Regions from separate parts of the Mus musculus genome. Here region 2 is linked to region 1. The links are chromatin loops, found by intact Hi-C in ENCODE. Cell type or tissue: left cerebral cortex. All regions are shown on one strand.

Region 1 (2,500 bases):
CAATGCCAGAGTGCGCTGAGCTCATGGACGTTGCAAAAGAAAGAAACTTGGAGCTTTGCATAATCTCTACATAGCAACAACCACTCATATCGCTAACAGACAGTATTTCAGCGTTTGGCAGCCGGTGCTAGGAGTTTTCACTTGCTTCGAGAAATAAAGCCGAGAAGTCTTCAGGGGCTGGATTCCTTCAGTGGTTTTGTGATAAATTTATCTCACACAGTTCTGAGGATTGCATGATCTGTGAATGTGTCAAGACTGCAAACTGTAGAACCATGGATACAAGGTCAGGCAATTGCTAAGTACTTAACCTGTACTCTCTGACCGTAAGAGAGGAAGACTGTCCATCCACAGATTGACTCATATCTAAAAGAAACCTTAAACAATACTTTTAAGGTTTATTTGTGTGTGTGTGTGTGAGTGTTTTGTTTGCATGTCTGCCTATGCACCGTGTGTGTGCCTGGTGTCCTTGGAGGCCAGAAGAGGGCTCCAGATCGCCTAGATCTGAAGTTTCAGACAGTCATGGGCTGCAGTTTAGGTGCTGGGAATCAAACTGGAGCCTCTGGAAGCAGACCAGTTAAAAGCAAGTGTTCTTAACCCACACGCCATCTCTCTAGCCCTGACACTGCTTTTCTTAATGTAAGTATGTTTAGGATAGTCTTATACAGAGTTGGTATGATGGGCTCATAAGGCAATTATTACAATGTCAAACTTTCCTAGTTTTACCATTGGTTGTGTCTGATAAAGCCCACCCTCTGTCCTAGGTAAACCAGACAACGAATCTCCTTTGAACTGTTTCTAATGCCTTAAGATGAATAGAAAACATCCAATGCCTTAAGATGGGAGGATGAAGGGCTGGAGAGATGGCTCAGTGGTTAAGAGCACTGACTGCTCTTCCAGAGGTCCTGAGTTCAATTCTCAACAACCACATGGTGGCTCACAACCACAGCAATGGGATCTGATGCCCTCTTCTGGTGAGTCTGAGGACAGTGACTGTGTACTCACATACATAAAATAAATAAAACCTTTATTTAAAAAAAAAAAAAAAGAAAGAAAGAAAGGATGAACAGAGTGAAAACAAAGACAGAGTGGTTTGGGTTCCTTTCTGGAGTTTGATGGGCACGAGGAAATAAATGCATTTCTAGAGTCAAACGTAACTTCTGTCTGCTGGTTTTCTTTCTCAGTCCCTGCACATAGTTTTGGGCTTTAAGGTTCTTAAATTTTTTTTTCCTGTTAAATTGCTATTTTTAGTCTATTTAAGATAAGGCTTTGCTATATAGCTTATGCTGCGTGAAAGTTTCTGTATAAGAAAACCTACAGAACTAATACTTCTATATTAGTGGCTTGGAATTCTTCTGAGTGGCTGGGATTATGGGTATGGGCTTTATGCCCGACTCTTGTAGTCATTTCAGAATCCTGCTTTCATAGATTGGCCTACTACACCTCTCATGCTGGTGGGCTTTGCTGCTGGAGTCACAATTCATGCAGGCAGCATTTAGAGTTCGGTAAAAGGCAAAGCGCATTTTCTGTCCTAGTTCGTGGAGCCTCTGAATTTTCTCCATGGAGTCCAGGTTAAGGACAATTCACTCTCCGCTTCTCCATTGCCGTTCTGGCTCCACTTTTGTCCCCTTCTGTTTTCTGACCTCTCCAGCCTTCAGTTCAACAAGCCACCACTGCTTTCTGTATTACACGCCTGTCTGGTTTTGCTGTAATCTTGCTTAGTCTACAGCAGATTGTCATGGGTTTAGTGCTTTTTTAGGAAGGGCAGACGTTTATTTCTCACGGTTCTGTGGCTGAGAAGTGCATCATCAAGGCAACATCAGACTGGAGTCTGGCGGAGGCTCCTCCCGCTAATACAGTGCCTTTCTGTTTCATCCTCATAGGGTGTGAGGTCAAAGGCCAGAGGGACACCGATGCTCTGCTTCATGTGGCAGAGGAGATGAAAGGCCCAGGCAGCTCTGACGCCTCTTTTATAAGGAAGTTGAACCCACTCACCAGGGCACAGCCCTCATGACTAATCACTTCCCTTTTTTATGGTATAAGTTCCAGCATAACTTTGGAAGGGACACACAGTCACGTTTTGGCACATTCCCATCCCTGGTTCTATCTCATGCCCTTGGTTTAATCTGTAGCCCAGATAATCAACCACATCTACCTGGATCATTGCCCTGCCCAAACAGGGCAGGCTCATGAATTCAAATGTGAGATCAGCTCACATCAACACTCCCCTGACCCCACCCACTGGCTCCCTTAACACTTATTTCACGTCTCCTGTTCCCACATTCTACGTCTATTATGGGTAGCCAATTACTCATTCATTCAGTGAATATTTGTGATACACCTATCAGGAGTGTGGCTCTGGACTGGAGACCAAGGGCATGAGAAGCATAACGTGCCTGGACCTTGGTTTTTAACGGACTCTTACTAGTTGGAAGAAAACTAAACGGAAGTGGCACATTTTTTGCAAGGTGGGAGACAATGGTCACCACTTCAGGTGTCTAGA
Region 2 (2,500 bases), 53 kb after region 1:
GTGACGGCACCTCGAGAGGACAGCGTCCGAGTCTGTGTGCTTTCAAGCAGCAGTGTGAAGTCGCATTTACAGAGATGCAATGCTCCTGTGAGCATTTACAGCCAGCACCGTGCTTTTAACTGCGCTTCACACAGTCCGTTGCTTCTGTTGTCTTCTTCTTAACCATGCTCCTGTTTACCTGTGTTTGAGCTGTTTCCATTTTCTGAAGCAGCTTTCTAGAAAGGAACTACGAACCCTAGCATCAAAAGTCTTTGTAGCTGTTCTCGTAGCTGTGCAGTTGTTTGCTTTCTAAAATGAACATGGGCCTAGGTCTTCTGTAAGTCCTGCAGGTTGCTTTGGAAGCTGTTGGCTTCAGCCTGTTGGTCCTTCCTCCTTCCCAGTGCTTCCTGGGGGTGTGTGAGTGCTAATGGCCCCTCCAGGCTCCAAGCCTGCTGTTCTCCAGCTGCCCACGTTGCCTTGGGAGGCCTTCTGAGTTTTAGTGTTGGGAGGAAACCTAGCTAAAACCTAGCTACTGTCTATTTGCAGCTTACTTTACGGGTGTTGAATTGGTACTGTGTGCTCAGACCTGTGAGAGCCCCTGTGTCTCAGTGGCTCCGTCTCGTCTTGCTTGCAGGTGCTGTTTGATGACATTGGGCAATCTTTGATCAGACTTTCCAGCCCAGACCTTCAGTTCCAGCTCATCCAGGCCTTTCTGCAGTTCCTGGGCGTGCCTTCCGGCTTCCTGCCCCCAGCCTCCTGCCTTTACCTGGCCATGGACGAGAGCAGCATCTTTGAGAGTGAACTTTATGATGAAAAGCCCCTGACTTACTTCAACCCTTCCTTTTCGGGCATTAGCTGTGTCGGCTCCATGGAACAGTTGGGTCGCCCTCGCTGGACCAAAGGTCACAACCGAGAGGGCGAGGAGTTTGTCCGCAATGTCTTCCACCTGGTGCTGCCTTTGCTCGCAGGCAAGCAGAAGTCCCAGCTCAGCCTCTCCTGGTTACGGTACGAGATTGCAAAGGTAACTGGAGCTGCCTCCTCCCTCACTGCACCTCAGTGTCTCCCCCAAATGCACCCGCGTGTCGTCCTCACAAAGCTCCCTCCTTCAGTTGACGCTGGTAGTCACTTCAGATGTGGAGGAACAGCAGACAGGGAGGAGACAGTTCCGTGCTCGGTGGCCAGAGCTGTCCTGTCTGTCGTCTGTGATTATCCGGGCACTTAGTGCCAAGAGGCAGCATCCGCTTAAGCTGGGTTAGAGGATCTAGGGCTTCTTAGGATAGCAAATAAGCTACTTACCCTCTCTATGCTCTGTAGCTGTCGGCTCAGGGCTCCCAGTCACTGCTCTGCCCTCTGCTGGCCAGGATTAGTACTGACTTCTCTTCGATAATGTGGCCTCAATGTCTCAATTTTTTTTTTTTTTTTAAATTTGTCCTTTGGTAATTTCATACACGAGTAGAATGTATTTAGATCATATGTTTAGTTTCCATGTCCCCATTTCATGTCTTCTCACAGCATACTGACAAATTTGAAAAGTGTTATTGACAAGCGATTGAGTTATCAGAAACGTGGAAAAGAGATGTGGGGTTAGGGTATGTGTCACCATGCCCCGCCCTCAGCGAGCTCTTGCCTTTGGACAAGAAAGTGTGGCCATCTCTTTGGAGGCAAGCGCTTGGAGAGGGTCAGGCCTGTGTGTTGGGGATTTGAGTAAACACCTGGTATGTTCACTATGGCCATGGTGAGCCCTGATTTCATTGCCAGCTCAGGGGTCCGGTGTTAGCCAGATTTGACAGAGGGCATGTGGGCACCACTGCCTTGCCGGTGCCGCCTCGGCCTGACAGACAAAGGGAGTGTTTGGGGGACCAGAGTTGTTCTTTTCTTTCTACTATAGGTCATTTGGTGTCTACACACTAAAAAGAAGCGATTGAAGTCTCAGGGAAAGAGCTGCAAAAAACTAGCCAAGAATCTCCTCAAGGAGCCAGAAAACCGCAACAACTTCTGCCTCTGGAAGCAGTATGCACACCTGGAGTGGTTGCTCGGTAACACAGAGGATGCCAGAAAAGTGTTCGACACAGCACTCAGCATGGCAGGCAGCAGCGAGCTGAAGGACCGTGAACTCTGCGAGCTCAGTCTGCTCTATGCCGAGCTGGAGATGGAACTGTCGCCGGACTCGAGAGGAGCCACCACAGGCCGAGCGGTCCACATATTAACACGGCTGACGGAGAGCAGTCCCTACGGGCCCTACACGGGGCAGGTCTCGTCCACCCAGGTGCTGAAAGCTCGGAAGGCTTACGAGCTCGCGCTGCAGGACTGCCTGGGCCAGAGCTGTGCCTCCAGCCCAGCTCCTGCAGAGGCCTTGGACTGCCTGGGTAGCTTGGTCCGATGCTTTATGCTCTTCCAGTATTTGACTGTGGGCATTGATGCTGCTGTGCAGATATACGGAAGGGTGTTTGCCAAGCTGAAGGGCTCTGCTCGCTTAGAAGACCCAGGGCCAGAGGACAGCACCAGCTCCCAGAGTTTGACC

What was found. A loop is a pair of places that touch in the nucleus more often than their neighbours do. Peaks named below come from ENCODE experiments on the same cell type or tissue, not always from the same donor. Only the 100,000 strongest peaks of a DNase experiment are listed, where the experiment ranks them.
Region 2: it touches region 1 in a loop (5-fold over the local background); 5 of 42 quality-filtered maps call a loop at or near these places.

The regions. Positions count from the first base shown.
Region 1 is chr12:100,183,684-100,186,183 of GRCm38, reverse strand. No RefSeq gene overlaps it. Among named protein-coding and RNA genes, the nearest start is that of Gm10433, 3.0 kb to the left of the region's middle. In left cerebral cortex, a CTCF peak has its summit at 946 (motif pointing left); DNase peaks (open chromatin) are centred at 108, 516 and 1,835; H3K27ac peaks cover 1,779 bases.
Region 2 is chr12:100,130,651-100,133,150 of GRCm38, reverse strand. Nrde2 (nrde-2 necessary for RNA interference, domain containing) reads left to right here. Exons shown (of 14, transcript NM_001290303.1): 10 at 614-1,000; 11 at 1,868-2,500. Among named protein-coding and RNA genes, the nearest start is that of Psmc1, 22 kb to the right of the region's middle. In left cerebral cortex, a CTCF peak has its summit at 1,321 (motif pointing left); DNase peaks (open chromatin) are centred at 396 and 1,299; H3K27ac peaks cover 887 bases.